Linked DNA regions of Homo sapiens: region 1 is linked to region 2. The links are chromatin contacts, found by Hi-C or POLR2A ChIA-PET in ENCODE. All regions are on one chromosome and are shown on one strand. Each heading gives the region's core, a stretch centred on a gene start or an enhancer-like site at or near the end of the contact. The rest is flanking DNA. Distances are from core to core; before and after follow the strand shown. Region 1 overlaps GLIS3 (GLIS family zinc finger 3). Region 2 overlaps GLIS3 (GLIS family zinc finger 3).

Evidence for each region. A loop is a pair of places that touch in the nucleus more often than their neighbours do. ChIA-PET counts read pairs that join two places held with the same protein, here RNA polymerase II (POLR2A). Pooled maps may share reads with other maps.
Region 1: a map of endothelial cell of umbilical vein shows a loop between it and region 2 (5-fold over the local background). The contact joins two enhancer-like sites. A Hi-C loop is called at or near these places in 2 of 168 maps with a recorded cell type or tissue (endothelial cell of hepatic sinusoid and endothelial cell of umbilical vein) and 5 of 50 pooled maps. POLR2A ChIA-PET finds 5 or more read pairs at or near these places in 1 of 52 experiments (activated CD4-positive, alpha-beta T cell).

What each region holds. Positions count from the first base shown.
Region 1 is chr9:3,933,254-3,938,674 of GRCh38, forward strand. GLIS3 (GLIS family zinc finger 3) reads right to left here. Exons shown (of 11, transcript NM_001042413.2): 5 at 3,775-3,936. Among named protein-coding and RNA genes, the nearest start is that of GLIS3-AS1, 37 kb to the left of the region's middle. Within about 2 kb of position 3,783, at least 7 of the 41 ENCODE cell types and tissues checked have a DNase peak (open chromatin) inside an H3K27ac peak, as active enhancers do; they include endothelial cell of umbilical vein, where a contact is called at or near this core.
Region 2 is chr9:3,873,934-3,878,599 of GRCh38, forward strand. All of the region lies in intron 8 of GLIS3 (GLIS family zinc finger 3), which reads right to left. Among named protein-coding and RNA genes, the nearest start is that of GLIS3-AS1, 22 kb to the right of the region's middle. Within about 2 kb of position 1,463, at least 3 of the 41 ENCODE cell types and tissues checked have a DNase peak (open chromatin) inside an H3K27ac peak, as active enhancers do; they include endothelial cell of umbilical vein, where a contact is called at or near this core.

The sequences.
Region 1 (5,421 bases), core at 2,533-5,032, 62 kb after region 2:
CAACCTCTGCCTCCTGGGTTCAAGTGATTCCCCTGCCTCAGCTTCCTGAGTAGCTGGGATTAAAGGTGTGTGCCACCACGCCCAGCACTTTTTAATTTTTGTATCCTTCGTGCTTAGTACATAATAGAAATGAATGAATTAAGAGCAGCTCACATCCATTCACATTTCAGCACCTATTTCTGTTATGACCCTTAAACTTATCAAAAGTTTGAGGCTATGACTCTTCAGTTGTGAGATAAATCAAAATCTTCAGCCTATTCAAGAAATGAAAAATTTAAAAATCACAGGATTAACTGTGTTTATAACATATATTAATAGTAGCTGATATGCTTAGTGTCTCATCAAGTAAGGTAATAGAGCTGTGCTTGTATGATGTGAAATGTAAGGAAGAGACCTGAAACCATGTCTTGGGATTCTTGCTCTAGAAACTTGTTATAGTAAAAACAAACAAACAAACAAACAAAAAATCTGATTAATCTGATTCCTTTTTAATGTTGCTTCTGTTTTTATGTGCATGTATGTCATTCTGTGAGCAAACAAATAAGTGGATTACATTATTTGACCTGCTAGAAGCCATATTTATGGTTCACTCCTTTTTTTGTGTCACTGGATTCCAAGAACAAGATTAAATCATGAACATATAATTTAATTTGACATACCAAACTTGAATTCTATGTTTGATTATCTGCTGTGTTCATTGATTGACTGACTGTTTGACTGGTTGGTTGAATCACTCAAAAGTATGCTTCCGGGATGTGCTGGGCACTGTGTTTCAGACTAGGGATCTAAAAGTGAACAATGGATAAACCAGGTTCTCGATACCTCATGGTTTCTATAAAATAGTGAGTTTATTATTGGCTAAAGTCACTTGCCAGTTAGTTTCTACCGAGTAAGCAAAGATTTTCTTTAACCTGGGAATCTTTTCTGAATTTGCATAGCCTTCTTGCACTAGCCTTCCCTACCCTGCCCTGGTTTCAGGAGTGCAACTAGCTAAGATCTTTACTGGCGATCCCATTGTAAAAGCTTATGCTTTGAGCATTAGAGGAGATGTTACATGTACAAAAAGCTTGATGACTATTAACAAATTATATAAATTGATGCCATTATTATTACCATGGTCACTACAATTTAGGTTGGTAATGTCATTTTCTATTTGATTTTTTTTTTTTTTTTTGAGATGGAGTCGCAATCTGTTGTCCAGGCTGGAGTGCAATGGCACAATCTCGGCTCACTGCAACCTCCGCCTCCCGAGTTTAAGCGATTCTCCTGCCTCAGCCTCCCGGGTAGCTGGAATTACAGGCATGTGCCACCACACCCAGCTGATTTTGTATTTTTAGTAGAGATGGCGTTTCGCCATGTTGGCCAGGCTGGTCTCGAACTCCTGATCTCAGGTGATCCACCCACCTTGGCTTCCCAAAGTGCTGGGATTATAGGCGTGAGCCACCGTGCCCAGCCTTCTGTTTGATTTTGAGATGTTCTTGGAGAAAGTTTGACTACACACCCACTGTTCCTCTCAGCTGACCTTCACTTTCTTCTCTTGTTGTCAGCCACTAGGGAAGGACTGGTATGCCAAAAAAGTAATGTCAGGGACTGATCTAAGTAGTACTGCTGCAACTGTCATTTTATCTCAGGTTACCTAAGCTTTAACTAGCATGCTACACTTCATCCAACTATATATTTTGTTATTTTCCACCTGTACTGTACAATTACTGTGTAGATATTAAGATGCTAATAGAGAGATTAATTAATACAACTTTTAAGGGTTAGAATTAGGAACTCAGTAATGTTTATGGGAAAACCATTTTTCTACAAATAAGGAATCCACTTAGTTGAAGAAAGATACTTTATCCAAAATTCTGACAGTATTATAGTATAAGGAGTGATTAATGAAAGGGAACAAGGACCTAAATTTAAATAACAAATTCTTCAAGCAAGTATAGTTTGTTTTTAAAATCAAGTGTGTGATTTCTATATGATTTTAAAAGAGCTTACTAATTTGTTAAATGCAGTAAAAAATTTAAACAGGAGCTAGTTTGGAGCTTAAAGGAAAAAATGATGCTTTAAAAATATTTAATAGAGAAATAATTTTTCCAAAAAAAATAGCTGAGTTTTAAAAGCGATTGCATTAACAAAAATCAGGAAACCACTATATTAGGTAGCCTTCCTCAAAAGTTTTTTAAAAAGATATATATTTTTATTCCAAAATGATTTCTGAAAATGCTCTTAGCTTGATTAGCTAAAATTAGCTCCAAGCAAAGGAGGGCAGTGCGAAACCATAACACTTAGCCTCGCAACAGTTCTTGCAACCTACAGATAACTAGCTGGAGTAGAAGCAATTTCTCAAGACAATCTTGTCTCATAAATGTTCATTCTTCCATGATAAAGGTTAATGACGAATTGGAAAGTTTATTGGATCTCACCAAGACCATTTTAGGCACAACAAAATAGGGCATTTTAACACAATTTATTCTTTTTTTTTCTTTTTCTACTTAGAAAAATCCCACTATTCACCACATGTATTCATTTAGTGTTCCATTTTATTGGTCCTAAAATCACTGAATTCAGGTAGAGTAGAAACTGGGTCCATCCTACACCCATGTTGCTCTAATTATATTTGAGATATTTACTAGGCAAACCATCGCATTTATGCATATTAGGGGATAATTCTGTTTAGAAAGGTTATGTGACATATAGCTAAAATGACTTCTATGAATATGACTAATAGAGACTAATATAAAATTTAATAAATATGTCAACTATAACATCAGAAGAATCTTAAATATGTATGAGAAGGTGTGTAGAAATAACAGTATCTTTTCAAAATTCAAACTCTGGTGTAGTTTAATAATAGACATCAGAATGTTAACACCGAAAAAGTACTGTCATGAATACATTATTTGCAAGAATGTGGGATAAGAGATCTGTGATGTGTATAATACACTTATCCTGATGGCTTTGTTAAGCGCAGTGAAATTACATAGAGTCTACCTGGCCTAGTGTAACGAAAATGGCATCAAAACCTGGGAAATGCAAAGGAGGGCTATCAACATAATTGAGAAAATAAAAGACAAGAATCATAGAAAAGGCATTTGGGAATGAGCAAAATGTTGTAGCATTAAGGGACTTAAGGGTGTAATAATGAAAATCAATTGTTCTCATAGGGTTGATGTCAAAGAATATGTGGCTGCTAACAGATAGGAAGCATGAGGAAAGTGAACTCTTGGGAAAGATTTACTGTTTCTTCTTAGATCAGCTGAAGGTGAAAATACCAGGTGGTTTCTAAAGCAAAGGGCCAAATTCACTCTTGAAAATCATTCTAGCTGCAAAGTTCTATGTCAAGAGGGAAAGAACCAGGGTAGAAAAAAAAAACAAAGAAAAACAAACAAAAACTGCTTCATATTCCTAGCAATAGCACACAGTACCGACTTGATATCTCAATACTGTTTTTAATGCCAGTCTCTCCTGATCACTCTCTGTACTAAAATCTACTACATGACAGCCCCTAAACTGCTTTTGCTTTGTACACAGCGGTGACCAAGTAACCCTTCTGTCCCAGGAGGTTGTAATATTTAGAATAAACTGCTGCTACAGAAAAATGAAACAGCCAAATAAATAGGGCCCCATCTGGCCTTTTACCAGGCTCCACTGCTGCCCTTGGCATTGTCCCTGTAACCTGCAGACCATAAAGCAAACACTTCACCAGCCCACTATCAAGCAGGCACTTCCTCACACCAGGCGCTGGGTTGGAAACTGGAAAGCTCCTGCCATTCTTACGGTGTCCAGATGCGTCCGCTGGTGTTTGGCGCGGTCACTGGAGTTACTGAAGGCCTTCTGACAACCCGGATGCTGGCACAAATACGGCTTCTCGCCTGTGTGGCTCCGCAAGTGGATCTTGAGATTTTCAAGCCTTGAAAAGGCCTTCTCGCAACCTTCAAACTGCAAAAAGAAAACAATTTTTGGTGGTTGAGAAGGACCTTGAATGTTTGAGTCTGGGGGACAGCTAAAAAAAAAATGTTCTTAGTTGGTACTTTGCCGAAAATGATAAAATAAAATCAAATCCAAACAGTAATAAATATTGCTCCTAAAAATATCCGAATATTTATGTGAACTGCATTTTTCCACTGAATATACATGCCACTTTCTGTATCAGATTTGGGTCCCAAACTGATTTCTGTGATTTACTTATGTCAGAGAAAATTCACCGTGAGCCATCTGGCTCTGTTAATAAAAATACAGTAATGTGTGTCTTAAAGATTTATTAAAAATTAACACACTTTTCCATTTCCAAATTGGTCTAAATTGAAGGAACTGGAAAGGAAGAAACTTTCTGACAACTAATAAACTAATAAGAAAAAAAAAGTCAGAGTGATATATGAGAAAAAGGAGAATTGAAGATTTGAGAGTCCAGGATGAAAAAGACATGTGTCCACTAGATCAATATGATCATAAATTTCCTTAACTATATTTGTAAGTTTTTTCCAACCCTCAAAAGAGTGACCATGTTAATGTATATGGTAATGCCAAGGCTAATGAGATAAAGTTTTTAACAGGCTCTTACAAAGGAAGCTAAAAGACAATTCATTTAGTGTGAAATCATTTTCCAAAAAAGTACCGTAATACTTTAATCTTTTTTTACTTTTTAGACATTTCATTATCTAATTCATGAGGAAAAGAAGATAAAAGGCTTAAGATTTCAATAAATGTGTCACTGGTTTGTCAATAATATTTATTGACAGTAACATTTACTCAATGTCTTCTGAGGGCAAAATATCAGCTACTATTAATAGGGTCAAAGTGATTCCAATCCTTGAAGTAACAATCTAATAAAGAAAATGTGTTAGAGAAAGCCTAGAAATGAAGCATAAAGGTGAGATGGGGATTTATCTTTTAACTCTCTCTTTGGTGCTAACCCCCAGAATAGTTATGTTACTTAGACAGTTTTAATCCCATTTGAGTTCTCACTGGAAGGGAAACTGAGAAATACGGAACACCTACTGGAAAAAAAGCATAATACATTTAAAGCAATTAAGAAGCCTCACTTCTTATAGAGGAATGCAGGGGGGTGAGGGTGGGTAAGGAAGGAAGGTAAGTTCCAGATGGTTCCCATTCAAAATTAGCAGGTATAACTTAACCTTGCTGCAAGAAATTGTATAAAACTCTTTGGTTCTCTTACTTACTATAATAGATGGTAGAGGACATTGTTCACAACAGAATGATCTAGAGCTGGCCAGGTTTTGGTTATTGGAATTTTCATCTTTAAATAAGGGACGAACTAAGTAAAAAAAAATAATTAAACATGTCATCACTCCATCTATTTAAGTTGTCCAGATTTTGCATGCTGGAGTATTTTAAGAAATTTATGAAAGTTGCACTTATTTTTGATTGAGAGTTATACATGTTTCACAGACATATGTTGGTTTA
Region 2 (4,666 bases), core at 213-2,712:
TTGAATACTCTCCAAAGAGACCACACATCCCTTCTTTCTGTGATATTATGAAATATATATTTGGTCTTCCTCCCCATTCCTGGCATACAACTTCTGAAATCCTTGGAATCTTCAAAGTGATAGTGTCTTTTTGTATGCTAATTAGTTGACTGATGGCTGGCAGCCTCTGGCTGCCTGAAAGAATGAGACTGAGACTGGCAACTGGAGAGACCAAGGCAGGATTAGAGGGGTCAACTTTCAGCCTCAACCCCCAAACTCTGAGGGAAGAGGGGCCAAAGAGTAAACTGATTACCGATGGCCAATGATGTAATCAATCACGCCTATGTAATGAAGTCTCCATAAAAATCCAAAAGGACTGGGTTCAGAGAGCTTCTGGATAGCTGAACACATGGAGGTTCCTGGAGGGCGGTAGGCCTGGAGAGGGCATGGAGGTTCTGTGTCCCTTCCCGTATGCCTTGACCTATACATCTTTTCATTGGTATCCTTTATAATGTCCTTTATAATAAACTAGTAAATGTGTTTCCCTGAGTTCTGTGAACTGCTCCAGCAAATTAATAGAACCGGAGGAGGGGGCTGTGGAAATCCTGATTTGTAGTCAGTTTGTCAGATGTACAGGCAAAATCACCCAGGTCTTGCAACTGGCATCAGAAGTGGGGGGCAGTCCTGTGGAACTGTGTCCTCAACCTGTGGAATCTGACACTCTCTCCAAGTAGAGAGTGTCAGGATAGGTTGCAATTAGAGGACACCCAGCTGGTGTCTACTGCACAATTGACTGCATGCTTAGTGGGCTGGGGGAAAACCCCCACACAGTTGGTCACAGAAACGTTTTGTGTTGATTATTGTTGAGTGAGAGAACAGAAAAAACACTTTGTTTTTTTTCCTTATATTTACACTTTCTTTTCAGTCTTTTCTGGCTCAGCCATGGGCTCATAGGAAGCCCTTCATAAGCCTCTCCACTGTGGTCAATCCACAGGCCTCCTTCAGCTCTATTACCTGAACGACAAAGCGCACTGTTTGTGGCCTTCTTCAGAATGAAGAGAGGCAGCTGACATTCTCTTGTAAAAGATGAGCAAACACAAACTCAGAGGATTTATTCTTGGAATTGTAAAATTTCTGCATTTCAAAAAGAGACTCCCATCAATATTTTTGTTTTCTCTGGTCTAACAGACATACTATGAAACTCATTGAATTAACATTTCCAAAGACGCTGAGTTCCTCTCATGGGAAGCCACTGTCATAAAGTACCACTGGCTCATTCAACATGCCATAGTAAAACACCACTTCCCGTAATAAGTTAGATCAACATTAGGTGATGTAGTGTGCTGCTTAAATCACTGAAATAATGTGTCATTCAGATAATATTTCAAAATAAAAATGGAACCTTGTTAGATTGAGAGAACTTGCATTTATTTTATTTTATGATGGTAAGGATCAAAGAACTTGACGCTAACTGGGTAGATGTGGTGGACCTTTCCTGACTTCTGACAGTGACTCAGCCCATTTTTTTTAGCATGTGAAAGCTAAGTAAATGATGAATCAATGCCCGCAAGCAGGAAAAGATGCCAGTTTCCCACTAAAAATCGCAGAGTGTGATAAACCTATTTCCGTTAAGAAAACTGCCGGAGTTTTTACTGGGGGATTTCCCAGGCAAACAGAGGCAAAGATATACAAACCAAAAGCGGAAGGTAAGCACATTTCCTCTTAGTGTTTTTATGCTGGACACTAACGCAAACCTGGTGAATAAGTCAGGGCTGTTTCAAGTCATCTTCCTTTCCAAACCTGATTGGAAGAGAGAACCTGCCATACTCACACTTGCCCACTCCAGCTGGGAAGGCAAGGGATGGGGCACACGTCCAGTAGGGGAGAATATAGCAGCAAGGCAAAACCACAAAGTGCAAATGTCCATTTCATTCTCCCATCATATAAAGTACCTCCTTCCTCTCCATTTCCCCTTCCATGATTATTTACATTATCAACCCCTATGATCATTTAACAACATCCTCTGACTTCCAAACTGAATCACTCAGCTATGCCAAAGCTGCCTGTCTTTATTTTAGTATCCACAGCTATGAAAGGCCTGTTTCATGCCATGTAACTTACTAGGCACTTTATCTACTTAGTTTATTTAATCCTAATTCCCCATAAGGTGCAATCTAAATCTCAAAAAAGCTAAGAAACACCACATCATCTATGTGGTATTCCCACCAAAAATATTTACAATGAATCTGTTTAGGATAAAACAATTACACAAATCCAAACCATGGAACCCTGGAACACTGTGTAAAATAAATGTCCCGAGTTCTTCAAAACTGTCAATGTTCTGAAAGACAATAATAATAACAATAAAAAGCTGGAGAACTTCATTAGAGTCAAGAAGATGAAAAAGAAATAAAAATTAAATGCACTGTGAGATCCCTATTAGATCCCTGAATCACAAAAAGGAAAACAAACAAAAATCTCCAGCTATAGAAAACATTATTCACAAAATTTGGGAAATCTGAATAGCAAGTAACCATTAGAGAATAGTATTATATCAATGTTAAATTTCCTGAGTATGATTATTATATTGGGTTTATGTAGGAGAATGTCCTTCTTAGGAGATCCCTACTGAAGTAATTAGCAGTAAAGCTCAGTGATATCTGCAACCATCTGTCAAATGGTTCTGCAACAATAGGCAGGAAAACAAAGAATCACCAAAGTCAGAGAGAGAGAGAGAGAGAGAGAAAGAGAGAGAGAAAGAAAGAGAAGGAAGGGAGGGAGGGGAGGGAGGGGAAGGAAAGAAAGGCAAAATATTGACAATGGGTGAATATGAGTGCCAGGTACATGCATGGGTATTCATTGTACTATTCTTGCCATTCTTTATATGTTACAAACTTTCAAGAGGAGGAATAAAAAATACAAAATGTTAAAAAAAGACAAACACACAAACCTCAAGCAGCAGGAGCAGCTAAGGAACTTGCCCACAGCCAAACAGTTAGCAACCGTCAGAACTGAGATGCAAATTTCAGGCATTTGGGGTGTGATATTGTTGTCTTTGACTCTGATAATAATTAAAATCTTTTTCTACATGTATTCTTTTAAAGGCTGCGTACAAAAAGGAGACTCAATGATCGTTTTTGTCTTATATTCTTGTTAAGAGTTGTTATGACTATAGATAAGGAGGTGCAGTGAAGGGAGGTTCCGATTGATCATTCCTGAGCTTCACGACATTGTGGATGGAGTAAGATTCTCAGCCAGGCAGAATGAAATGTGATGATGAAAAGTCCGTGGCTAATATCATTTAGAACCAAACAGAAAACTATATAAAATGCATTTTTTTAAAAAAATCTTAATTTATAGGAATATATCAGACAAGTGGAAGAAAAGATTTTCTGTCTGCAACGTCTGTGAACTTAATGGATGGTTATCATTTGCGCTGCTTTGCTGACAGATCTTGTGGGAGGAGGCTAATGATTTGTTTACACTTTACCTTGTGCATAGAACTGTTTTTAAAAAGTCCAGCATCTTCTGATTCATATTGCTAATTGCCAATCAGACATATCCACATGGATCTTTTATAATCACCTAAAGTTCAAACTCCTAAAGTCAGTTTATTATTCTGTCTTCTTCCCCTTCTCCTCCACTCAACATTGTTTTTTCCTCCACACTACCACACTCTTTTTGTATTTTTCAGTTTCTATTAATGACACAATCTTGGTATCTAGGGGTAAAACTTATAAATGAATTTTGGTCCCTCCTCTTTGCTCCACATATATATTAATGATTAGTAATTCTGCCTCCTAAATAATTGCTCTTGAATAAATTCTCCATCCTCACTGCTTTGCCTTGCTTCAAGTAACCATATTGCTCACAAGGCCTCCTGCAATATTCTTCTCCTTGTTTTTCCCGTCTCTCCTTCCAGGTTCAGTTACTCAACTATCTTGCCACCTGAATTCTTTTGCTGTAATGTCAATCTGATTGTGTTTCTCTCTTAACAAAGAGCCTATAATGGTTCTTCACTCCTAGCAGGATAAGGGGCAAATTCCTTAGCATCAAATACACAATTCCCACATAAGCCAACCTAATATTATCTGACTTCATCAGCCATGTATGCCTGGATGCTGTCATCCCAAGCTACTGAGACCGTCCCTGACGGTGTCCTTTCTGTTCCTCACATCTTGGATATGTTCTTCTTGCTGCCTGGGATGCTGTGCCCCCACTGAGGCATCCAGAAGAGCCTTAGTCTTCCTTCAATGCCTACATCACTGTGTCTTTCTTTCCCTCACCCCCGAGACAGATTTAGAGACATCCTCTTTAGGCTCCTGTGGGATCTCTATTACATCATTTAACCAAACAGCCTTATTATACTTCATTTGAATGCCTGTCCTCACCATTCAAACCTGTAAGGGCAGGAGCATATTTTAATAACTTTTTGGACTCCAGCATCCAACACAGTGTCTGACACATAGAAGGTATTCAACGGACATTCATTAAACAAAATAATATTGATAAAGGAAGAAAGTCATAAACAGTAAAATATATATGGTTTATCAGAATTAAAACCACATATTACCAAACTCATAGGTCAGGCCAACAATGATGGAACCTGATTTCACCAGTAATCTCTAAGTTACAAAACTTTTATTCCTGCTGCCTATTCAACCCATTATTTTGTTCAACAATTGCC